Linked DNA regions of Mus musculus: all the other regions are linked to region 4. Evidence: chromatin loops called from intact Hi-C (ENCODE). Cell type or tissue: left cerebral cortex. All regions are shown on one strand.

What was found. Hi-C counts contacts between places; a loop is a spot of excess contacts. Peaks named below come from ENCODE experiments on the same cell type or tissue, not always from the same donor. Only the 100,000 strongest peaks of a DNase experiment are listed, where the experiment ranks them.
Region 1: a loop joins it to region 4, with 9 times the contacts of the local background. A loop is called at or near these places in 8 of 42 quality-filtered maps.
Region 2: a loop joins it to region 4, with 6 times the contacts of the local background. A loop is called at or near these places in 7 of 42 quality-filtered maps.
Region 3: a loop joins it to region 4, with 6 times the contacts of the local background. A loop is called at or near these places in 11 of 42 quality-filtered maps.
Region 5: it touches region 4 in a loop (2.4-fold over the local background); 6 of 42 quality-filtered maps call a loop at or near these places.

What each region holds. Positions count from the first base shown.
Region 1 is chr4:63,116,200-63,121,199 of GRCm38, reverse strand. It overlaps Zfp618 (zinc finger protein 618), which reads right to left. Exons shown (of 15, transcript NM_028327.1): 12 at 2,571-2,654. Among named protein-coding and RNA genes, the nearest start is that of Ambp, 35 kb to the left of the region's middle. In left cerebral cortex, a CTCF peak has its summit at 2,117 (motif pointing right); DNase peaks (open chromatin) are centred at 2,130, 2,651 and 3,221.
Region 2 is chr4:62,819,926-62,824,925 of GRCm38, reverse strand. No RefSeq gene overlaps it. Among named protein-coding and RNA genes, the nearest start is that of Gm24117, 10 kb to the right of the region's middle. In left cerebral cortex, CTCF peaks have their summits at 2,157 (motif pointing left) and 3,219 (motif pointing left); DNase peaks (open chromatin) are centred at 1,163 and 2,150.
Region 3 is chr4:62,778,282-62,783,281 of GRCm38, reverse strand. No RefSeq gene overlaps it. Among named protein-coding and RNA genes, the nearest start is that of Gm30699, 5.6 kb to the right of the region's middle. In left cerebral cortex, a CTCF peak has its summit at 2,724 (motif pointing left); DNase peaks (open chromatin) are centred at 2,287 and 2,705; H3K4me3 peaks cover 814 bases.
Region 4 is chr4:62,963,812-62,968,811 of GRCm38, reverse strand. Zfp618 (zinc finger protein 618) reads right to left here and starts at 3,245. Exons shown (of 15, transcript NM_028327.1): 1 at 3,106-3,245. The coding sequence starts at 3,138. In left cerebral cortex, a CTCF peak has its summit at 2,561 (motif pointing right); a DNase peak (open chromatin) is centred at 4,788; H3K4me3 peaks cover 1,251 bases.
Region 5 is chr4:62,887,409-62,892,408 of GRCm38, reverse strand. No RefSeq gene overlaps it. Among named protein-coding and RNA genes, the nearest start is that of Gm25391, 49 kb to the left of the region's middle. In left cerebral cortex, a CTCF peak has its summit at 2,589 (motif pointing left); DNase peaks (open chromatin) are centred at 1,684 and 2,519.

The sequences.
Region 1 (5,000 bases), 150 kb before region 4:
CCACTAGCTTGGAGACAGAAAGGCCAAGGAGAGGCAGGAGCAGAAAGAGGGGAAGCCACACAGATATAGGCTGCTAACTCAACGGGCCTGCTGCTTCCTGGGCGCTTACTCCGTGGCAGGCACTGTTCTGAGCACATGGGAAGGACAACATCCAGGCACCAGGAGCTCCCAGGAAACAGACTCTGCCCCTTGGGATTCACAGCTTAACCCTCTGCCCGTGGGACCACACGAGCATCACTGTTCATGGAGGAAACAAGATGCACGCATGCACAGATGAATAAGGACACTCACAATGGGAGGGGGAAGCAATGAGAGAAAGAGGGGGGAAGCGAGGCAGTGGGTACAACTGGATAAGCTGGAGGATGGGCTAAGTGGAGCAGGCAGCAGGGACACCAAAAGCTCAGAGTATTCAGGAAGCACACTAGTGCCTGGCAAAGAAGGGGGCAGTGGGAGGAAAGAAAGACCACACTGTTAGGTAGAAGGGGAGGGAAAGAGAGGGAAAAAGGTGGCTTGGAAGAGAAGTCCTGAGGCTGTCTGGATAATCAGAAGTGGGTAACCTGTCCCCCCTCCTGTGTGCTCAGGGTTCTACCTACCTGACCTCTCCACCCTCCGGAGCCCCTAGCATCCTCCCAAGGCTATTACTGGGACTAACCCTCAGGGTGGTCCAAGGCCTGTCTATACCTCAGGGAGGCCAGAGAGTCACTCTCTGCCCTGCTGTGCCCTCTTCAACCCTCCCATCAGGACCATCACTTACTCTGCAGGAGAGGGAAAGGGTTGGAAATCAGGGGACTTGCAGTTTCTGCAAAAGAGAAACAGTTTAGCTAAATGTTCCCCAGTCCGGGCTGTGAAGGCACCACAGCTGGTGAGCGAGCCAGGGGGCCCTCTTTGGAGAGAGCTCCTTGGTGGACACACAGTCTGTGTGGGAAGGTAGGTGAGAGGTGCTGGTAGAAAGGCACAGCCATCAGAGAAGGCAGTGTCACTTGATATCGACCAAGCCTCAGGGTGCTCTGACAGTGAGGCTCTGTGACCCAGGTATGATGCTCATATGGCCACGCACTTAGCCACTTGGTTGTCTTCTGGCAAGCCCTCCTACTGTCTGGCATTGCCAGAGAGTGGGGCTGGTAAGCCTTCAATATAGCAGGCAGCAAAGTGGAGTGCAGGCAAAGTAGGAGGGTCCTGGCTCCACCTGTAGTCTGGGGGACCTGGGGCTACAGTGGACTTATCCTGAGCCTCAGTTTCCTCATCCAGAAAGTGGGAGTAACAGGAACACTATCCCCACAGGACTGTGGCAAGGGTGAAAACAGACGCAACACACAGAGCTCGGAACACATGCCAGCCACGTCGTAAGTGCTCAATGAATGGTGGCTGCCAGCGCAAGCAGCAGCCCATGACAGTGCTGTCCCTGCATAAACGTTAGCCCTGGTGGCAGTAGAGCTGTAAGGGGTGCAGCATGGCTTGGGTGGAGAGCCCAGGGTATGACAGGAGACACGTTCTAGCTCCAGGCTGCCACTTAATCCTCTGTGGCCCCGGGCAGGTCATGCTTTCCTCCTAGACCAACCAATTACAGAAGCTCTGAGGGTCACAGTGATGACCCAAGTGGTACTTGCACCAAGTGCTTGGTTTACACCAAGGTAAAACAAGCCAAGCAACGCCCAAAGCAACACTCCCTCCCCTCCTCCTGCCTGTGTTCTCTGGGGCTGTCCGTGCTCCTCAAGCTACTTGCAGCCGAGGAGGAGTTGGGACTCATCTAGACCACTCACTGGAGCCAGAGGAGCAGGGATCAAACTTGGGTTTGAAGGAGCTTGGGTCTACTACTAGGCAGAAGCCTCCATCTGGTATCTGTGATCCGAACGAACCATTTGCTGAAGCCCATGTGGCCAAGAAGCACCCACTACAGGTATGTACCAGGCAGTGTCAGCACAGTGGGGCATTCACTCAGGCCTAATATTCAATGACATCAGCTTCATAGTGGCAGAAGACCTGTCCCCTCCTGTCCTGGCCATAACTGTGCATACATTCTTCCTGTCCCTTTCTAAGATAGGGATTGCTGGTGACCATCCACATTCCTGCCAAGGCTTTATAAATCCTGGAGTCCCAAGCTGTGCCAGTACAAGGCAGCCACCAGGTGGCAGCAAACACCACCAGGAGCTCTCAGGCCAAGCCATAGCACTGCAGGGTCTAGAAGAGACTCTCTTCTGTGGTATTGGGTACAGAACCTGGGACCTCTGGCTCCAGTATCACCCCATTTGCCTCTCTGGAAAGAAGCCTGCTACATATGGCACTACTCAGCAAATGGCTCTCTTAGGGTTACCCATCTGGGCTGGCGAGGTTGATGCCTGAGTTTGGGATTAAGGAAGTTCCCTGTCTGTGGGCAAGGGCAGAAGCCACAGACGGGCTCCTAGATATAATGGTCCCTTCTGCTTCTCATAAGCTCTGCTCTCTCTCTCTTTCCCTACCCAGCCCCTCTCCCAACAAGCCCCACCATGCATCAGAAGACCCCAGTCATAGGTACCTGCTCTTCTGTGGGAGGTGACACGTGATGCCACATGTCACACCACAGACAGACTCACCGCTGGAATTTTGTGAGCTGCTATTGGTCTCTTCAAAGTGGTTCTGTGCTTTGCTTTCTACTCGACGACTGAAGGTGTTTTCTGCTGGAAGGAGGCAGAGAGGGGGCGTGATATGGCACGGGGAATGGTCAGCTTGTCTGTCAGGGCTGAGTGGGCAGGAGGCCCATGGAGCTCAGAGAATGTGTGTCTGGGAGGTAGAGGGATGGAGAGGGAAAGGGTGACCTGCCCAAGGACACACTGGTGAAATGCAGCCGGCAGACAGGTCAGGGCCCCATTTTCTACTCCAGGATTGAGTCGCTGGGATGAGCTTCCCTGTTTTCTCTGGAAGATTCTGCTGCGACAGCTCCCAAATGAGGATTGAGGATGTCAGTCCATTTCCTGGAGGCAACTTTGACCCAACAAGAATCTCAAGGCATAAAGGATGTTCTGGGACAGAACATGTGACAAGTAGGGAGGGGTAGTTTCATACTTGCTCTGGGAAGGCCAAAGACTGTGTGAGGAGGGTCAGAACTTGCATGGGGAAGTAGGAACTCCTTGTCAGCCACGTCTAGTACCTTCCCCAAAGCTTACATCTGCAGCATCTCTCTGGAAACCCCACAATGCAGGGATGGACTCGGCCAAGCAAAACTCTATACTTATATCCCCACCCACACGAGCAGACAACAACCCAGCTCTTCTTTCTATGATGCTCTGGGTACTACAGAACACAGCTGATCCAGTACATGAAGGTCTCAGGAAAGTCAATTTGAGATACTCAGCCATCTCTGCCCCTTATACAGCTTGGATGAGGCTACCAATGGCTCCGAGACACTGACCAGAAGGAGAGTCGCTGGGCTTTAACTTAACCTGCACCCAAAATATAGGGATTTTTAAGGATTACATATCCTTCCAAGTGGTGCTGTTTGAAAATCAGCTGGAGAAACACCACTCAGCAGGTCTGTCCTACCCAACGAAGTGCTGAGTGATATGGATGACGGATGAGGCAGCCAGCCTGAGGCAGTTCCTATAGGCCTGCTCAGGTCTTCCATTTGCCTCAAACTCTCCCACAGCCTGTAGAGGCTTTGTGGCACTGTAAGGACCATGCTTCCTCTGTGTCCCTTACAGCTTGGTTGAGTACCTCCAGACAGCATGTAAGCTGGCAGAGGCCCATTCATTCTCTATCTACAGAGGGTGAGGGGCTCTCATTCTTGAGCACCTACTGTATACCAGCTAATCCTCCCAACACCACGAATGCAGTACGACCCATTTAACAGGCAGAGAGACACACTGAAGTTGTCAGGCTCCTGGACCCACTAGGATAGCACGTAAGGCTTTATCTGGGGCAGGTGCCTCCTCTGTAAGAAGGAAGGTCCCCTTCTCTGCCTTCATCTGTATTCATAGGGGAACAGGCAGGTAGGTATTTCAGGAGAAATATAAATCCATGTGTGTATGTCCACCTGCACACAAACAGCCATATTCTCCAGGATAATGACAGTGACAGTCTCGACCTCTCACACGCACCATTTCACAGCCCCTAACCTGGTGCCCTTGGATTTGACCATACAGTTTGCCCAGGTAAGATCCACCCCAGGGATTCCAAGTCTCACAGAGGCAGCCACTGATGTGCCCATGGTTTGCTTGACACTTGCCTGGAGACAGTGACATTCAATGACTGCAGTCTCCACAGACAATTCTCTGCAGATGCTACGGACCTTCAAAAGCTCAGCCACAAAGCTCAAGAAAAAGGGTAAAGTCAAGAAAGCCCTGACCCTACAATCTGGTGAGCCAATGTCTACCACCAAGGAGACCATGGTGGACAATCTAATTCTTTTAAGGTGCTGAGGATGGAACGCCAAGCAAGGTCTCCATAATTACTCTTATCACTGAGCTACCCCCCAACCCTCTTTTCTTACTTTAAGACAGGGTCTAACTAAGTTGATTAGTCTGGCCTTGAACCCACTCCATAGCCCAAGCAGGGCTTGAAATTTTGATCCCCCTGACTTAGCCTCCTACCTGCAAGCAAAAACACAACTGTCACAACACAGCATTTGAAAAATCCACACTTCAAGGTTGGTCGACTCCCCTCCTTTTGGGAAATATAAGCACAGTAAACACAAAACCACAGCCTGGCCCAAATTAGCTTCTTAAACCAGAGGAAAGGCAAGCACAGGCTACCAATAAATGACCTCAGTGGCTCACTCATCTGACCTCGCAATGCAAACATTTTGTACATTTAGTGGGCAGCTTTGGCCTCCTGAAAGCAACTGAAAGACCCAGAGCCTCAGTCATCTGGGTAGGTAGACCAAGGCTTTTCTCATACAAGTCTGAGTCCCAGGACTCCTGGAAACTGGTACCTAGCACATAGTATGTCTTCTGTTTTGGAAGAAACAACTACTGGGGACCTTGCTACCCAGTCACCTTCTGGAGCCATAGCCCCCTTTTGCATAGGCC
Region 2 (5,000 bases), 140 kb after region 4:
CAGACATCTGTTTCTACTTTGAATCTGTCTGAATGTGATTTTACATGAAATTTCTATTTGCATGTTGTGTTGGTTTAAGAAAGGGGCTTGTGCTCTGCATGACATATGCAGCTCATAAAATAATGAATGCCTACGCCTCGCCGTCCAGAAGACAGTGCGCCGGCATTGTGGTCTGCATATTAAAATGCATCTAAGCAAGTCATTAAATAAAAGCAGAGCCGTTTCCACAGAACTGTGCCATGCAACTCTGACTAATTGAGCGCCTACTAGGTCCCACAGGGCTGAAACTGGGCTCTGTCTCTGAAAGAGACTTGGCTTCAGAAAGCCTCGCAGAGGACCTACTCTGTGCCTGATGTGTCAGACTCAAGTAGCATTTAGAAGGTAAAATGACACAAAGGCATAGTTGCTCTGTCTCATCCTTTAGTAGCAATACCACCCTGGGCAAGTACCTTATCCTTTCTGTGCCTCAGTTCCCATATCTGTAAAATGGGGAAAAAACTTGCCTCTTCAGTTAATTGGGAGAATGGAAAATGAAATTAGGAAACAGAAGGAAGGTGAAGAGATGAATCCATAGTTAAGAGCATGCATTGCTCTTTCAGAGGACTTGAGTTCATTTCTCCAAAACCATGTTGGGGGTTTACAGTCACCTATAAGTCTAGCTGCAGAGGATCTGATGCCCTCTTCTGAATTCCGTGGACAACTGTACTCACACATGTGACCCCCCCCATACATAATTGAAAATACGTGTTTAATTTTAAAATGAAAAAAACTAATCCCAGAGGTAAAAGGACTGCCCGCCCACACAAGCTATGCAGGCAAATGAAGGGGGTGGGGGTGTCCACAGACCCTTTGACTTCAAACTCAAGGCTGTTGAATGGTAACAGCCTGCTTCTTACCACTGCTGTTCAATGTCATCTGGGCTGAGAACAGAGTCAGCCTCCATTTGGGGACTTGATATAAACTCTTAAGCAATTTTCATAAATCTAAATAGCTTTCCTATAGTTATTCTTCTCTCCAAGTTCATCTTAATCCACGCGTCACCTGCAAAGATGGATGAGTAATTTAGAGTCTTGATTGATGTGGGTTTTGCCTTATGCCTTTTCTCGAAGTTAATGGGAGCCATGCGGTCCCAGATCCATGAATCAGCCCTGCTGGAAGCTTGCCACAGGAGGGAACAGAGAACAAAAGACCAGCGGGGTGCTGGAAGGCAGTCACACTCAGGGATGGGGCATGGGCAATAAAACCCCATGTGTAGTGCAAACACTGAAGCTAGCTAGGGTCTCCGCAGTGCCAGCATCCTAATGGGACCTCTCCTGGGATCTTGGGTTCTACACCTTTAAAATAGGGGTAAGTTGATGAAGAGATGGTTCAGTGGGTAAAACATTTGCCTGGAAAATGTATGGGTCTGAGTTCAGATCCTAGAAACCTGTACAAAAAGCCAGGTGACATTACACACCCATAATTCCAGTGCTCTGAGATGGGAGGGGAGACGGGAATCTCTGCCAGCTCACGGGTCAGCTAGCCTGAACTTCATGAAGAGGCTCCCTGCCCGTGAGAGACCCTGTCTGAAACAAAAGAGGTCAGACTGTACTTAAGGGTGGACTCTCTAAGATTGTCCTCTGACCTCCACCCGAGTCTCACATGTGTGTGCCATGTGTGTGCCATGTGCACACCTATACATGTACCTATCGGTATAGTCAGAAGATGCTTCCAAGGTCCTTTGTGCTAAAGGCACGTGCTGATGGTGTGGGAGATGGTGCAGTAATGGATCCAAACATAAAACGAGGATTCAGGAAACCAGCCCAGCCAATGGAAGAGATACCTGGCTTATCTTTTATCAACAGCAAATTATGCAGTGGTGGAAATGTCATCACAGAGAGTATGAAGAGTGTAGGAGGCACACACACAAGGCAAGGCTAAGTAGACTTGGTGCCAGAAATCAAAATAAATAAATAATGAAGGACGACAATAATGCTCTAAAAGTGTGGATTTAGCCCAGTAGAAATTAGACTGACCAGGGTCTTGGTGCAAATAAAATCGTGAGACTTTGTGGAGAGCCAGGTGGGGAGGAGACCGGAGGCAACCGCCTAGGGCACAAGTTCATGTGGGAAGCTGAGTTGTTGTACTTCCATCAAAGTCCACAGCGCCCCCCAGTGGAGACTGAAAAGTACACACTTGGATTCCTTTTCTGCACAATTTCTATTGACCCAGTCACTCTCTACTCTCTTGAAATGCATGATTAAAGGACAATCATTTGAAAGGTCACTAATTAAACCAGCATCCGGGACCATCTATGGTTCTTAATACCCCTAGCTGCGACTCTTCACCACCTAATTCTTCTCTTCTCACATGTGGGACATGGGAGAATTACAGAAATAATAATAATAATAATAATAATAATAATAATAATAATAATAGAATAAGTAAGAAATAAAGGAAAAAGAAAGAAGGGAAAGAAAAGCAGAAGGAAAGAAAGAAGGGGAAAAAGAAAGAGAGAAAGAAAGAAAGAAAAAAAGAAAGAAAGAAAGGAAGGAAGGAAGGAAGGAAGGAAGGAAGGAAGGAAGGAAGGAAGAAAGAAAGAAAGAAAGACCACAGAGGGTCTCGCACTGTAAACCCAAGAATGGAATCCTGTCCTGCAGCATTGTGGAAGTCTCCAACAGCATCTGTAGTTCCTGCTCTTGGACACACTGTCCTAGTAAGAAGATGAGTATGATGGTGCATGCCTAGAGCCCAAGCAGTTGGGAAGCTGAGGCAGGAGGATCACAAGTTGAAAGTCATTTTGCTTACCTAGTGAGACCCTGTCTCAAACAAACAAAAAAGTGATAGAATTGGGGATGAAGATGAAGATGAAAGCTATGGGGGGGGGGGGGAGGCAGTCCCAGGGATGGGGAGGGAGGGAGGGAGGGCAGGAAACTGAACAGGAGACAGTGACAGAGAAATAAGGTGAATCCCAGCGCCTGAGGGCTCGGCACTGCCATCTTCTGAGTAGACTCTTGCTAACCACAGCTGGGAACAGGTACAGTTCACCTGCAATGCTTCCTTCTAGAGCTGGTGAGTAGAGGCAAGTGCTGAGAGCTAGATAGATCTAGCCTTGGAATTCCCTGCCACCCTTTATCGGGGGGGGGGGGGGGGGGGGACCACTCTAGGGAGTTCTCCAGAGTTGGCGCCCTCTGCTGCCACGTAGCCAAAACACTCCCCTTCATCAGGGCTTGTTGGACAAGAATTTAGGTCTTGTGTTTTGTTCCCACAAAGCTGGAACTTGAAAGAGTAACCAAGGCTCCTGTACCCTGGCCCTATCACTTCCTCTTCCACCTAAACCTGGAAGGAGGAGAGTTACCTGACCTTAGCGTTACTAACCTTGGTCCCCAGTAAGAGGAACTTTTTAACTGATGATTACTTTAAAGTCCTGGGGCATGGGATGCCCTGCCCTGCCTCCTCTGCTCCGCTCAGGTTCTTGGCAGGAGCCCAGGCAGATGTGTGGCTCAGAAGCAGAGACTCCTCCTGGTGGGCTGTCCAGGCTCTTCACTCAGGAAGAGTGGAAATGGTTGTTGGTTAGGTGTTTGTCCACAAATATAGACCTGTCTGACTGTTTTATGAATAAAAAGCAAATGACTGTCTCTGCTCACTAATATCCTGGCTCTTATCTCTCATCTGGTCCTCATTTTTGATGGGTAAAAGACAGGCTTTTGTCAAATCCCTAGAACTCTTAACGAGAACCTATTTGGAAGAAATTTGTTGTCCCTTCAGGGGTACCAAAATCTGTAGATGCTCAAGTCCCTTATACAAAACGATGTGTCATTTGCATATATCCTACACACATCCTCCAGTAAACTTTAAATCATCTCTAGGTTATTTATTATCCCTAATACAATGTAAATGCTATGCAAATCGTTTTCCTACTGTATTGCTCAGGGATTAATGACAGGAAGTCTATTCACACTCAGCACAGGGGTAATTTTCTTTTTAGAAGAATTTCAATCCTTGATTGGTTGAATCCTCAGATGCATAACTCCCAGATAGGGAGGGCGTCCTGTATACTTATTAACTGGCAGTTTTATAATAAGCGTCAAAACTGGATGTGGTACTGGTGGTACACATCTATAAACCCAGCCTTGGGGAAATGGAGGCAGGAGAGTTCAAGACCATCCTTGGCTACATGGTGAGTTCCAGTCCAGCCTGGGCTTTATGACACTCTGTTTCCAAAAATCAAACACATAATAGGTACCAACAAAATATTATTATAGCATTCAGGAGACGGAGGCAGGTGGGTCTCTGTGAGTTCCAAGTGAGCCTGATCCAAATGGTGAGTTCCAAGCCAGGGCTAGATAGTGTCTCAAAAGAAAAGTTGAGATGAGGAAAGAGATGTGAGGTTGTTCCTAGTCCCTGGTGCCCTGATTCCTGTTCCATGCCTCCTAAGCATGCCTTGCCATGTATCCATCTTTGATGTCATCTTATCTGTTAAGTATTTAAGTCTTGACCTTCATTTGTCTAGACTGCTCTCTCTGTGCTCTCAGCTGTGTCCACATCCATCTTCTCCACATTCCTCCCTCTCTCTCATCATTAGGAAAGAGGCTTCTGTCCCACCTTGTTTGTGGGTGGTACCAGGTGAGTCTGACCTGATGTGACAGAACCAGAAAGTACAGAGTTTCCTCTATCTTGTATTCTTGCTGAGGCCATTTTTGGTTTGACTAGAATTTAATCTCCGTGGTGGAGAATCCCATGGGAAATTATCTTAGCCAACTCTACTCTAGGAACCCCAGATCAAGATGCACCAGCAAACTTAGCCTCTGTTAAGTTACCTGCTTGTACAACCTCCCTCTGTAGCTAACCACTTGTCTTAGCTTCTGTTAAACTGCTTGTTTGCATGAAGTCCCCTCTACTGCCCCGTAGCTGCATAGCAAGATACCAGGATGTTTTTGCCTTCAAGAATCCTTTGCTCTGGACACTCAATGCACTTGGGTCTCCAGATACCTGAGTGTAGTCCCAGCTGTTTGAAATAA
Region 3 (5,000 bases), 190 kb after region 4:
ACCTGGGAGCTCAGAGCTAGTCCCCTGCTGGGCACCTCTCTTGGCCCAAGGGCTATACCTTATACTCAGAGGACCAGCCTGAGATGGTACTCGGGGCAGGGGGCATAGAAGCTAAGATCCTACAAGGGAGATCTCACAGGGAAGTCCTCAGAGCTGGACTTCCTTGCAGAGGAAAGCACCCAGGACCTCAGTGTTCCCACCTGCAGTATGGGTGACAGTGACATCAGCCAACATTTAATGGGCACTTCTTATACCAGTCACCCTGCTAATGACTTCACATGTATGGCCACATTGAACTCGCAGACTGACCGCAGGAAGCACTACTCCACATAGGAGAAAAATGGGGTACAAAACTCTTGACGGAGTCGTTCAGGGCAATCAGCACTAGCATTAGAACCCAGGTGAGTGGATTTCGAAGCCAGCCCCGCCCCTCTCACCTCCCAAGCGAATCCCCTCTCACACATAAACACATACTCCTTGCTAGTGAAATGGATTTAGTAACTAACCATCCATTCATCCTCTGGGTACAGCCTCCGTTTTCCTTAAAAAAAGGAATACACTAAAGAGGAATGATCAAAATCAAGCCAGGTATGGGAGGGAAGAATTTCAGGGTGGAACTACCCCTCCTTCCTCAGGGTCCCCTCTCCACTGCCCTCCAGAGGCCTCCACAAAGGGCAGTTCCTATCTCTGCACTCTAAAAGCCACTTAGCAATCGCCACATATACACACATGCACACACCTGCAGATATTTCCAGGGATGCCCAACAAGGACAGGGCAGGGACGGGTGCATTCATAATTGGGAGGGGAGCAGGAATGATCAAGAGATCCTTATAGAAAGTCCCTGGGGACCATGAAAAGCAAGGTGTGGTTGTAGGGGGAACACAGAACTATGATAAAAATAAAATGACAAGGCCCTGCCTTGTGTGGGTGGCTCCTGAGGGGAGTCATTCTCCTAGGGACCCACTTGGGTCCATAACTAGTTTCCTCCCTAGCCCCCCTTGGCCTCTGGTAAGCTAGAAGTATCCCAAATAGGAAGGCGGGAGAAGGGGAGTCAGAAAGTCTGCAATGAAAGTTCCAGAGTCCTTCCACAAAGCCACCTGCTCTGAAGGAGGAATGGGGTCTCAGGGAGAAGGGGAAGGACAGGACTCATTGTCCCTGGGAGGCTTGGGACATCTTAGCAAGGTGGGGAGGGGACACTGTCAAAGGTGGGAAAGAATAGATGGGAATGGTGGCTGGCTCACGTTGGCCTGTCACTTCCAGCTTGTGCAAAGTCCCTGGACCCGTGGCCCTGTAAGAATAAGAGCAGCAGACAGAGCCGGTCCCCTCAAGGGCTTCCCTCTGTGCTTTTAACTGCTTTTCTGTGGGCTCAGGAGCCACCTCACCCTCATATGTATCCCTCAGCTGCACACCAGTCTGTCCATTTTCCCAAAGGGCAAGACCCTCATTCTGCCTCAAGCTATGACACTTGCCTGTCCCCAGGCTGCCTGCCATACTTCCCCCTGGTTTCTCCACTGCCCTCAGCTCCATGTCACCTCTGGGAAGGGAGAGGAAGGACTGTCCCTGCCACAATCACTCCTGTCTGCTGTCCTCAGGAACTTACCATTTACCGACAGTGTTGATCCACCCCTGCACCCCTCAAGACCTCCCTAGAAAACCACCCTGGTGGCCAGCAGGGGCCTTGTTCCTGAACTCAAAGCTCCCTCACAGTAGGTACTCAGGACAGATGTGACACAGCATGGGGCCCTCCGAACGCCTTTGCATCTTGTACATCTGTTTGGAGCCGCAGTTAGCCCCAGATGTGTTATTTCCCTTGTTAATTACCGCAGAGTAATTGTGGTAAGAAGTGTAAGTAAAGCAGGCATTAATGGGAGGGAAAACCGATTTCCTGCGCGGGCTCACAGGAGGCAAAGCTGGGTCTCCCTGTAGCCTAGAGAATTCAGAAGGGGAGCATTCACCTCACCCACCCTGCTTCTCAGGAAGGGTCCCCTCCCACGCTGAATCCCATCTCCTCTTTACAGAAGAGTAGGGACCTGGGAAAGCCTGGACCCTTCTAGGGTTGCCACCTCGATTCTTTGTGTCCCATAAGAGCTGAAAGATATTGAGCGTATAGGCTCTGCAATACTTCCCCTCGCCTCGCTCTTTCCATCTTAAAATGGGCTAGCGGCACTTCTCTGCTGTGCCTGTACAAGCCACAAAACAGATGGCATGTGTGGTGTCCTGGATGGGTATCCACCAAGGTGACACCTTTCACTCCCTTTGCAGTGTCCTAGAAAAAAGATGAGCCCCGCCCTGCGCCTCCACCTACTGGACTCTGCCGGAGAAGCTCCAGGTTGATTTTGACAAGGTTAGTGACAGATGTCTTTAATACGGCTGCTCCAGACCTCAGTTTCCAAGAAGAGCTTTCATTGGAAGGGCAGAAATGTCACGCCTTCGTGGGGGGGGGGGGGGTGTGCAGTACAGCTGTCGTATGCTGTTTCCATTTCTGTGTCCATCAGTCCTCCCCACCCCCCAACACACACACACACACACAAAGTGATCGGTATGCCCTCAGGGTTGGAGAAAGCAGAAATGGCTCCAGCGATGTAGAAGAGAAAGGGGGTCCTTAAAGCGCAGGGGAGGCGGGGTCACAACTGGTATATCAGAGCCTACTCATTGGTCATTCGCTGCTGAGCTGCAGCGATCCTGGGCTTGCGTTTGCTTCTCGATGACCTGAGACGCCCTCTTGTGGGCATCGGCGGTAGTAATGGGGCTTCTTGCCTCTCTTAGCGGGTTTTTTAAAGGATCTCTTCTGCCAAACGACTACTCTCCTATTTTCCAAAATACGGAGATGAGGATGTAGTCTTGTATCGGGTCCTACCATTAAATGTGGACCCATTATTTCACTTTTTAAAAAATCAACATACAAAAATTTGAAAATGACAAAAAAAAAAAGCACAAACAATGCAGTATAAGAGTATGCATTATTCTTCCAAAAGTCCTGAGTTCAACTTCCAGGACCCACCTCAGGGGCTCACACGCCTGGAACCTCAGTTCCATTGGATACATTACCTCTGGCCTCCTCAGGTATCTACCCACACACATTTACACATCCCTGAGTATAAAATAAATATTTTAAAAGAAAAAATATTTACAAGCCAACAGTGACCCTTACCCCACAGCCAACGAAAGAAGAGAATAAGGTTACAGTCTTCTTGTCCACAGGGTGCTGGTTTAGAAGGAAACTCAGTATTTCTGCAAACACTTGGTCAATTGGAGCTCAGCTCTGAGCTGCGGATCCAGGACCAGCCGTGATACGGACTGAGTACCAACTGGGTCAGCTCCAGCTATTGATCCTGAAACCACAGGTACTACTCCTATCCCACCTCTCCATATCTGACTTCTCTTTCCATCAAAAATCCAGGCAAGGTTAGCCCCAGGGCATGCAGTGTGCTTTAGAGAGCTCAACCCACCTTGCTGCAATGCTGAGTGCATGCGTTTGGGCTCCTAGTGTCCCTGCTCTAGCTCCTGACCTACACTAGATATGGTTACACAGTTAATTCCAAGCACACTTTGATGGGGATGGACCCTGCAGGCTGATCACGGCTGTGTCACTCCTCAGATATGACTTTAAGCCATCCCCCATAAGCCTTGATGCCCTCACCATTTGGAGTGATAATAGAGCCTTCTTCACCAAATAATGGCAAGCACTGAGTGGAGGTGCAGTATATGTGTGAGGCCCGGGGTGGTGGCTTATTTCATTCAAGCCACGTTAATTTCTCTTCAGATATGCATGGAACTTGACCCTGACTCTGTAAGGTCCAGATGCCTGCTTAGCCTTTGAGAAGGTCCCATTTTATGAGAAGCCCGTGCTGAAAAAGATTTAGAAATGCATCCAACACATTTTGTGTTAAAGGAGAAGGGAAAGGGGCCAAAGATGGAAAGGGAGTGGGCCACAGTCAGTCACCTCCAAGGTGAGCCACGGTCACCTGCAGGAGAGATTCTTCCTGTACCTGCAGCCAAGGCTTCAGTAAGTTCCGCGCTTCATGGCTCTGGATCTTTGTTTGGTGAAGTGGACACAGTTGCCCCTCCTCCCGACCATGACTCCCAGTCCAGTGCGGGAATCTCCCTTAGCAGGAATGAATGAATCACAGACTCTTAGGATCGCATGAAGCTGTGTTATACCTGACTCCCATAGTAGTCTTGGCTCAAGGTCTTCCCTGAAAGGACAGAAATCTTGGTAGAAACCTTGGGCCAGAGGAAACAAGCTCCTACTCCAGGTGGTTTGGGTTTTTTTTTCTAAGAAAAAAAAAGAATTTATATAAAAATAGGGTTAGCCTTCTCTCCCCAGGTGGACCTTGACCTTCACTGGCTGCAGGAGCAGAGTGGCCACAGTTTAAGGAAATGGGTGACTTCACATCCCTCAAATGTAGTCCGATGACCCCGGGCATTCCCAAGGTGAATGGCACTTTTCAAAGGTCAAAGGCCAAACACAAAATGCCAACGATTGCATCAAAACATCAGAGTAAATAAAAGTAAAAATAGGCCATCATCAAAATAAGCTGGCCACTCAGTGACCTGCAGCTGGTAGAGGCTGCCGTCCGCATTTCCTCCTTTCTTTCAAAAATAGCTGGATGCCTAGAGCTTTCTGGGGTCACCAAAGAGGAAAAAGTCCCTCAGGAGCCATTACAGAGTCCCAGTTTCTCCATCTCACTGTTGATATCACATGGAAAATCACCAAGGAGAATAATGATTTTCTGTACACACATGTAAACAAAAGAACATACAATTTGCCCTTTCTCCCCAGGAGAGCATTTTGCTTTTTTTATTTTTCCAGTTTAGAGAAAATGCTAAGAACACTTAGGGTGTTGTGGAAATGTCAGAAAATCAAAGACTCGATACTGAGACAATACAAAGAAATTTTTTGAAGACAAGCGGCTAGCTGACGGGGTGGGCGTGTGGTGAGCCAGACAGCAGCTATAAGGTTTCGGTTTTAGGAAGCAAGCTCAAGTGGGAAGGGAAG
Region 4 (5,000 bases):
TCTTTCAGAACAATCATGATGAGAGTAACCAATTCCATAAAAAGGAAAAAAAGAAGGAAAAAAAAAAAGATCTACAAAACAAATTACTCGCAATTTCTAGCCATAAACCATAAAACTACAGCCAACAAAACAAAATTCTCAGCAGAGTAGATTGCAGACATCTGAGTGGCAAGGCAGACTGTAGGCTATACCAAGAGATTCTCATTCCTTTGCACCGGAGATAACCTGTTATCTCCATCCTGGACCTTTGCTGAGGCGCCCTTACCCCATCCGTCTATCCATCCCTATGTCCATCCTTCTCCAGCCCTGGCCAACTTGAGCCCACTATCTCGCGAGGCCTCTAGAACTTCTGAAATTATAAATTCCTCGACTGTCAAGACATCGCCCTAAATAATTCAAGAGAAGAAATTTTAATTATGCACTTAAAGGAAAACAACAAAACAACAACAAAAAGGCTCATTCCAAACATGTCAGAACGTGGCCAGTCAGCCCTGAAGGATTGTTACAAAAACAAAAAAAAATTTTTTTTTAATTAAATTAAATTAAATTTCCCAAATGCTACGGCGATGATGGGGACTATCTAACCTGTGCCAATGTTAAATTCATTCCACAGAATTAGCAGCCCTTCAGAAACCCAGTTTCCATAAAACAAATTGGTGAGGTAGGTCCAGGACCACCCGCTAGCTGTTGATCCCGGGTCCAGAGTGGTCTATCCCCACCCCAGGTAACCCATCATAGCTCCAACCCCAACGTCTACAAGGTCCCCCCAAGTCCAACTAACACACTCCTTTTGGTTTGAAAAATTTGAACTTTTTTTTTTTTTTTACTCAAAAAAAAAAAAAAATCAGCACATCCGATCAGCCTAAATCATCACCAATTTCCCTTTATCTCAGAACAGATCTTATTCTCTTGTGTCAAATTTCCATCCAGTCAATATTTATCCCTTGAAAATTTTTCTCTTTTTTTTTTTTTTGTTTCACCTTCATTTGATTTATCTTAAGGACAAAACCTCCACATAAAATATTGTTTATAAAAAATGCTTTCAAATTCCCAAGGCAAGCATCTCTGGGTTTGGCTTTTGTGTGTATTCTGATTAGTTTTTCTTTCAAAGAAAATAATAAATTTTCCTGCTAGAAACAGCTGAGTTGGTGTTTCAGTTCATTTCTTCAGCAAAGTGTTCTTACCAGGGAAGATGGATTCAAATCAGAATTTTCATCTCTGCCATTCTCTCTCCCACCTTTTTTTCTTACTGGGTCAGTAAAATTTGTGGAATTTTCTGTTGTTGTTACAAATCCCCTCCCTTCAAAACACACACACACACAATCTTCAAATGATCAAGGCTAATGGATTTCTTCTCTTTTGACAGCAATAAAAAAAATTTGAAAAATGCAAAATATTAATGAATTATCCAACCCCACATCACAAAGAAACCTGAAGCCAACCTGAATTTTTAAAAAAGGAACTGATGATAATACTCTAATTGGACTAGAAAACAAAATTGAGAAAGACAAATTCTCCTCTTTAACAAGGATTTTTTTTAATCCTTATCTCCATCAATTGATTCACTTGTGTGTCGTAAAAAAAAATGGGCTTCTGTGAATCCACTGTTAGTTTTTCATAATAATGTTAATTATGCATATCTTATTTTAATGGCGGCCTCTCCTACAATTCTGTGGGCTACTCAGTTTGCACAATATATGAATTGACATTTTTCTCCATTGAATATTGCTCAAGAAAAGGTCCCTGACATTTTCTAGATAAAACAACAACAAAACAAGAAATGCCTAGACCTTGCAGCAAACAAAATCAGGAAACAGTCATAATTATTCCATCAAAGCAAAACACACACACAACACACACAACACACACATACACACACACAACATAACAAAAAACAGAAAAAAGACCGGCAGGATTTCACTCTAACTTTTCCAATTTCTGTTTTTCTTTAAAATCTCAGGAGTTAAATGCAGTAAAATGTAAATGTAAAAATTTAAACCTACAATTTTTGGGTGTGTCCAAAGCCAACATTTTAGGATCTATTTTCTCTCCTAAATCCTTCTTTCTTGGAAATGGAAAAACTTTGAACGCTGCCAAATGGCAAAATTAGTCATTTTTGCCTACGGAGCAAAACAAGCCGCAAATTATAATGAAACACAATTTCTAATTGCTTCATAAAGCCAATTCTCCCAGCTTTCCCTAAACTGAACTATTTCCCCCCTTTTCTCATTCCAATTACTATTTTTTTTTTACTCAAATTAAAATAACTTAGGTACCTAAACTGCCTTTGCTTTTAGGAGGTATTTTTGCTTTCTCCCCTTCAAGAATTGAATTCATTCAAATTCCAGCTTAATTTTCATTTACATATTATCTGGATTTGGCTTCAGAAATAAAATTGTCTCCATGTCCTTTCAATGATCAAAGTGAAAATTTTCACTCCAAAAAAGATAGAAAAAAAGAATCTTTCCCACATCCACCAGTTTGTAGATGAAACTTTGGAATAAATAAGAAATAAAAAATATTTCTTTTCAATTTTAATTTCTTTTTTTTTTTATTTACAAAATAGTATCCTCTAGGTGGCGTCGTTTTAATGGGAAAAAACTACCGTTTGAAGAAAAATTAGAAAAAAAAATTGAGAGAAGGAAATATGGCCTTAAAAAAAAAAAAAAAAAAAAAAAAAAGATTGTTGCAAAGATTGGGGGCCTGGAAGGAAAGCTCTCCTGGGGGTCACCAAGGACCATGAGAGCAGAGAGGGTCAAGGGGAAATTGCAAATTTCGGGGGAGGGGGAGATCTGGAAGAAGGTTGCATTTTCGCAAAATCTGAATTGTCCAAACTGCAATGGCTGCTCCGTGCTCTCGCCGCTTTGTTTCTGGGCTCCGGTCCGAGCTGGGGGCCGCGGGGGGCGGCGGGGGACGCCGGGTGAGGGGTCCCCATTAGCCTCGGCCGCCGCCCCCGCGTCGCCCGCGCCCCGCAGCGTCCCGGGGGGCCGCTCCCGCACCCCGGCCGCCCGGCCCCACTCCGGATCCCCCCGCCGGCGCCCGCGCTCGCCATCCCGCGGGGCTGCTGCGGCCCCCGCCCTGGCCCCCGCCCCGGCCCCGCGTTACCTGCGGAGCTGCCGCGCCGTCCGGCTGGCTCATCGGTCCGTGCGGGAGGAGGCGGCCCCGGCGCGTCCTGCTCCTCCCGGGCCGGGCTGCGCCGCGCGCACAATGCCGCTGCCACCGCCGCCGCCGCCGCCGCCGCTGCTGCCGCTCCCTCCTCCGCCCGCCCCGCGCGGGCCGGGGGGCGGGGGCCGGGGGCGCCGGGGGGGACCGCCGCGGGGACCGCAGATCGCCCCGCCGGCCCGCGCCCGCCGCGCTGCACCGCGCCCCGCACCGCCCCCGCCGGCCTCCGAGCCGCTGCGGGCCCCCGGCCTCTCCTCGGCCTCCGCCGCGGGCCTCCGCGACGCCCCACGCCTCACACAAAGCCGCCGGTCCCCCGCGCCGCCGGCGGCCCCCCAAACTTTCCCGCGCCAGCCTCGCGCGCGGGGCATTTGCTCGCGTGGGGCGGAGGTGGGGGCACAGAAAAGTTTTGGGGAGCGGCCTCTGGTGGGACAGAAGGGGTTAATGGGAACGCCTCTCCCCTCCCCACAAGCTCTCCCCCCCCCCCAAATCAGATCGATTTTTTTTTTAAATAAAAGTTTTGAGGAACGAAACTGGAAAGCTTCCTGGGAATATTCGGTAGCCTAGGCTATACCTAGCTCCCCCCTCCCCGTCCTCGCAGATAAGTTTGAGAACTGAGGGCCAAGGGGACCCTCTCTAACCCCCATCAAGTCTGAATATAAATTTACTATTTGAGGAGCCTCTCTTCTGTTTGATGTCAGTGAAGTCACTTTTTTACCCTCCCCCGCCAAAAAAAGTAAAAGTATTAAAAAAAAAAAAAAAACACAAAACCTGACCCTATGGAAGGAGATGTTGAAGGTTGAACAAGGGTCAGCCCCTCCCCCCCCCCCCCCCCCCAGTTAGAAAAGGAAAATTTTGACTTATCCCTCTTACTTGAACTGAAAGGTTAAAGAGGCCTGCTCTTTCAAAAGTCCTAAACTATAAAAATACAAAATGTTTCTTATATGAGAGCTTCCTCTTTATGACTTAGGAAGACTTAAGGGTTTGTTTCTGTCCTCCTACTCCCAAAATAGACTTAAAAATAATAAATCAGAAAGACCTGGCCTATATGAAAACTAGAGAGACCCCTGGATTCTTCTCCCACAGCTAGTTGAGTTTTAGAATAAGAAGTTGAAGAATTGCCATGTATCAGATGAGAAAGGAACCAATGTGTTTCCTTACCCTTCCCTTGAGAAAAAAAAAATAAGGATAGGATTGTTTTATGGAAATTAAGGCTAGTTAAACGGGTGCTTTTTCTGACTCCACCTTAAGAAAACATGTGTAGGAGCTTTTTAAAGTTTAAAGAGCAAACTCCTCTAAACAGAAAGGGCTCTAGAACTGTCCGTCCCCTTAGAACCCTTCTTCTTCCTTCAAGTTAGTTTTTAAAGACACCACTCTCCTGGAAGAATCAGTCTGTGGGAATTTGGCCCTCCGTAGAAGAAAAACAGTGAAGAACCCCACTTTTCAAACCCCAGCCTGGTAAATACATAAGAAGTTAAGCAGCATCTTCCAGTTACATCTGGAAACCTCTAAAGTCAGTGATTGATTTGAGATTTAAAAGTACCCATTTCTTTTTCCCCTGCTTATCGCGTATGTTCTTGGAAGAGATCTGGCAGCATCTTCCAAGGCCCGTGTGGATCAAGTGGGAAGCAGAGCTGGCAGTTGGGCAAGCCTGGCAAAGCTCTGCCTGCTTGCCTCACCTCCTCCTAGATACTAGAGCCTTAAACTGTTTTCAGAGTATCTGCCTCCTGGCCAGGCCTGCTCCTCTGCCCAAGCTAAGGCTGATAGGATTCCCTGGAATGGTAAGGAAGGAGATCAACGCAGTGGGATGGTTATCAAGAGAAAAGCCCTTCTTTGAGAGT
Region 5 (5,000 bases), 76 kb after region 4:
TGAACACATACTCAAAAATACACACAGCATTTCAAATATAGGTAAAATGAAACTTTTCTCTCAGGTGTGTGTATATACGAGAGGGAATGAGAGAAAGAGAGGTTTTTTTCCTTCCACCACGTAGATTCCAGGGATTGAGTTCAGGTTATCAGTCTTGGCAGCAAGCCCCTTTATCCACTAAGTCATCTTGCTGACATTCAAATTATTGTTTCTTCATACTTCAAAAATGAAGAAATAAAACCAAAGAGACGAAGGTGCAGCGCTGCCTGTGTGGAGTGGGGTTGTGGGGTTGGAGAAATGCTTCAAGAGACGGAAGCAATCGGCTTGACCACTCTCCACCCATGTTTCATGCACTTCCCATCACGTGGTTTTAAAAACAGTGTCAGGGCAGGGTAAACATCCAAAGGGTGACAGCCCTGGACCCCTACGGTATTTGAGCATTTGGGTCTGCCCTCCAAGACCCAGTTTTGCTGAGCAGGTCTGTGTTTTCTATCTGAAGTGCCAGCTCTCTCTTTAATTAGTTCTGAAGTTTTGAAAGTTTTGTTTATTCAAGATTGTTCTCTCTCATTCTCCTAGGGGTCCTTCCGCCATCACTGCCCAATGGCAGGACCGGAGGCAGAGCTCCCTTAGAGAGAGAGAGAGAGAGAGAGAGAGAGAGAGAGAGAGAGAGAGAGAGAGAGAGAGAGAGAGAGAGAGAGGTGTCAAGGCACTCATTTGACTGTCAACTAATTACCTTGAAATTCTGTCTAACAAGCATCTATGCCTCTTCCTGCAATTTAGAAAGTCACCACCTTGGGCCATTGCTCCATTCAGCAGATGAAGAAACTGAAGACCAGAAAGGTCAGAGTGAATTATCCAAGGATGCACAGCAAGCAGCTCAGCGGGAGAGCTCGTACCCACTTGTCCCACTTGTCTGCCCCTCCCATCCCCAGCCCTCTTTGCAAGGGGCTAATCCAGAAATTCTGTTCTGAGCTCTGTACCTAAATGAAATGCCCCTCCCACCCCGCCTTGCTCCTGCTGAGAGTCCAGTGGCTTCTTCCGAGCCCGATGGGGCAGCCATTGCTCAAGACAGTGAGCAGGGACAGCTGCAGCTCCCGAACGACTTATTGCGCCATCACTCTCTCCCTGTCAGGTCTTATTGCGCCAGCATCTCCTAAATGACAAAGTTGGATTCATTAACTGTAAATTCAATCAAACTTGAAAGAGAGAGAAAATAAAAGTGACTTGGAACAAGAGGGATGGAGGGTGCTGGTAGGCAACGTGGAAGCGGCTCAGGCCGGTTCTCAGTCTTGGCCACAGGCAGAAGGCAATGCCTACCCTAAGCTCTGCGCGGATGCAGGGGCCCCCCAGCCAGGGTGAGATCTTGGCAAATCTCTGTACCTCTCCCAGCCTTAGTGTGATTCTCTGTAGGTGGGGGTTACAGCATCTTCATACAAACGAGTGGAGGATAAAATGGGGGAGGGGCTGTTTTGGGGAAGGAAGCAGTGATCAGGGATGCATTTACTAGACCTTTTCCACTCTCCAGCACCAGGTCACCGGCAGAAGCACTCTGGCAAGGACGTCCCTGGCTTGAGGCTGTGAGGAGAGGGAGCCGACTGAGGACTGCACAGTTGGAACTACTCTTGTGGGTGACGGAGGGATTCTCAGATCTCAACTGTGCATTTTTGACTCACAAAAGGAATGCTATTTATGTCTTGGGAAATGGCTCAGTGGGTAAAGTGCTTGCTTTGCAAATGTGGGGACCTGAATTGGGATCCCTGGCGCCCACGTATATGTAAACCCACTACTTCTAAGGCAAGATGGGGAATAGAGACAGGATCCTGAAAGACAGCTAGCAGAGAGAGTGTTTGGAGCATCAAGAAGACACTCTACTTCAAACAAAGTGGGAGGCAAGGCTGTTCTCTGACCTCTACAGATGTGCACGACACATGTACAGTACACCCTTACACCTGCAAGCATACACACACACCACCCACGACGTGCACACGAGGGACAAAAGCCAAGAACATCTTTTCTGTCAGGTTGTGTGTATAAACATGGAGCCATTTTATACTGAAGTAGATAGATGCTAATTTTATTGTTATATGGAATTGATTTTATGACCTACTGTTGAACGCCTTAGCCAAGGTAACACAGCAAGCTGGAGGTGGAGCTGGGCTAGACTCTGCCCTTTTGGGTCCCTGGTCGATGCAGTATGCTTCTGATAGCTATCCCTGTCTGATCTACAGGGCCTGTTGGGTGAGCACCCATCCAGGAGCAGAGAGGGGGTAAATGTGTTGTTAGGTGAGGCTAGAAAGCACAGACAGGTTGCAACTGTAATGCTCAGAGGAAAGGGCTCCCATGAGCACTTGCACACCGCGGGATTCTGATAGAGGTTCAGTGAGGGCATTCAGCAGGCAAGCCAACTTGGTCTGATCCTGATGCTACCACTGTGGTATCCTGGGCCCTTGGAAGGAACATGTCTCTCTGACTTTCCTTTTTAACTTTACAGGTGTGTGGAGCTTGTGGAAGGCTGATGTCCCCTACACCTGATTGGGAAGGGATGCTTTGGACCTCCCACGGGCGCTTTGAAGCACTGCCACCTACTGGTCATTCCCTCTCATTACATCCTATCTGTTGGGAGGGTTCTATATTCACCCACATCAGGCAACTCTTCTGAATCTACAGAGCAATCTTGTAGGAAAAGCAAGGGTCCTTAATTTACCTTATGTATGAGGTAACTGGGGGCCAGAGAGGTTAAGTGGATTATTTAAGAACACACAGGAAATCCATATGGATGTCCTGGCCCCCAGTCCAAGATTGGGATTCAGCTTTAAGTGACAAAATCCAGTAGTCTGCGCAGCTCTAGGCTGGACGTGGACTCTCAGTCTGGGCAGAGAGAGGGAGATGACAGTGTATATGAATGGTTGCAAGGTAGGTGTGGCACATTGCATACTGATTAGCTTGCTTCAGGTTCCCAGGAAACCCAAGCGGAGGAATGGTGTCACTGGTCTGGGGCAATCACCTGGCTGACATGGTTCCTGCTCAGAGCCCTATTGGTTTTCTGAATGAGGATGGCTTCCTGGTGGCTGGAGGGCTGGCTCGAAGGTCAGACTCCACCCCTGTCATCTTATTGGCCATATGAACTTGGGCATGAAGGGAAACTCTACAAAGTAGGGAGTCTCCGTTTCTCCATTGTAAGACATTGGTCACATCTTAGCTCACTGCATGCTGTGTGGATCGAGGTTTGTAATCTCAGAAGGCATTCAGGCACCTGGCTCAAGACACTTAGCCAACAGGTAAACACTTCTAACAGTGTTGAGACATTGAGACGTCGGCAATCTGGACTCTACTGCTCTTTGTCTCTGGATCCTTTAGCAACCTTGGCAATCCACCCCTCGGTCCTCCCCAGACTCTTCCCCTCTGCTGGGCTGTTCTGCTGAGCTGTCCCTCTGGCTTCATGGTCACTGTGGAAGGCCGCATTCAAGGTCAGCGGGAGGTGGGTTTGGCTAGGACCCATCTGCATCTCTGGTTGGAATGGTTCTTTTCTTTCTGTTCTTCTTCGAACTATTTTAAATAGCAAGGTCAAGCAAGCAGGACTACAAATCAATCCAAACAAAAGTGCTGAGGCACATACCCTTGAACTCCAGGGACTTAAAATAGCTTCCCCATCAACCCCAGCCAAACGCCCAATACCTAGGATCCCTGTCATCGTGGACTAATAAACTGTCCTCATGGAAACGGAGCAGAAGGAAACCCCAGAGTCAAACTGGCCGAGAGGCTGGCTTGGATTCACAGAGCTACACTGCCATCTCCCCAGTCCTGGGGCTGCACGGAGAGGTGGTTGCATTCTTATGGACATGAGTATCCTACGCGTTATTGTAAGCAACAATGGCGGAGGCATCTTAGTAATGACCCTGGCTGCTCTAGAAGTAGCAAGAGGGACCAGCTACCTTACATAGTGAGGTTGCGGGGGATGGGAATCACATAACTAGGGCTGGGGAGGGTAGCTGAGGAAGTGGGGTATGGTCATTCCAGAAAGGAAAATGAGATGCACTAAGTCTTTCCTCTGTGCCTGGCATGCGCAAGATGCTTCAGGTGTGATCAGTTCACTCCCCATAACTATGCTGTTTGAAGGGTGTTGCCATACTAGTTTTAGAAATTATACCTTTATTGAGAAAGAATTAGTTACTACCAATTCATCTTGACGTGCACACCCAGCAGTTTTAATATCTGTCAAAATCACAAGCATTGCTACCGTGTTCAGGAACATTCTCATTACCTCATAGGAACTCCAGACTCTTTAACAGTTATTCCTCACCCCCACTTCTAGCCACTGGCAACCATTCATCTACATTCAGAGTTAAGCAGCCATGAGCATCCTCTGAGTGTTTCCATGTATACATGTGTCGTTGATTCCTTTGGCATTGGAGGAGTGGACCTACTGAGTGTTGAACTCAGTACCATATTATTTTCCAAAGGAGAGGGGCCTGCCCCTCTGGAGCTCAGTATCTTTGTGTCTCCATCAAGCTTGTGAGTCTGCATCAACTATGGCCATCATAGCAGACGTGAAGGAGCCCCGCCTGGCGGTTTTGGTATGCATTTGCCTAGTGTACCTTCCATTATTTGTGTGCCTTTCTTAAGATACATATCAAATCTTTGGGTATTTGGGGAAATAACGACTTTTAAACTTTCTTGAGCTGCAATATTTCTCTGTGTCTTCCACACACCACACAGAGCTCTTATCAGATGTATGAATCACGGGTACTTCCTCCCAATTCTCCTGATAGCATATTTTAAATTAATTTTTTTATTCTTTGAGGTCTATTTTTGGATTTTTTTTTTTTGCTGCTATGCTTAAAAAGATATATGATTTCACACAAAGCACTTATATTTATACCTCTATTTTCTTCTAAGGGTTTTAGAGTTTTAGCTCTCACATTTAGATCTATGATCCACTTGGATTTAATTTCAATAACAGGCGAGGGGTGAGCTTACTCATTTGTGTATGGAAAGCCTGT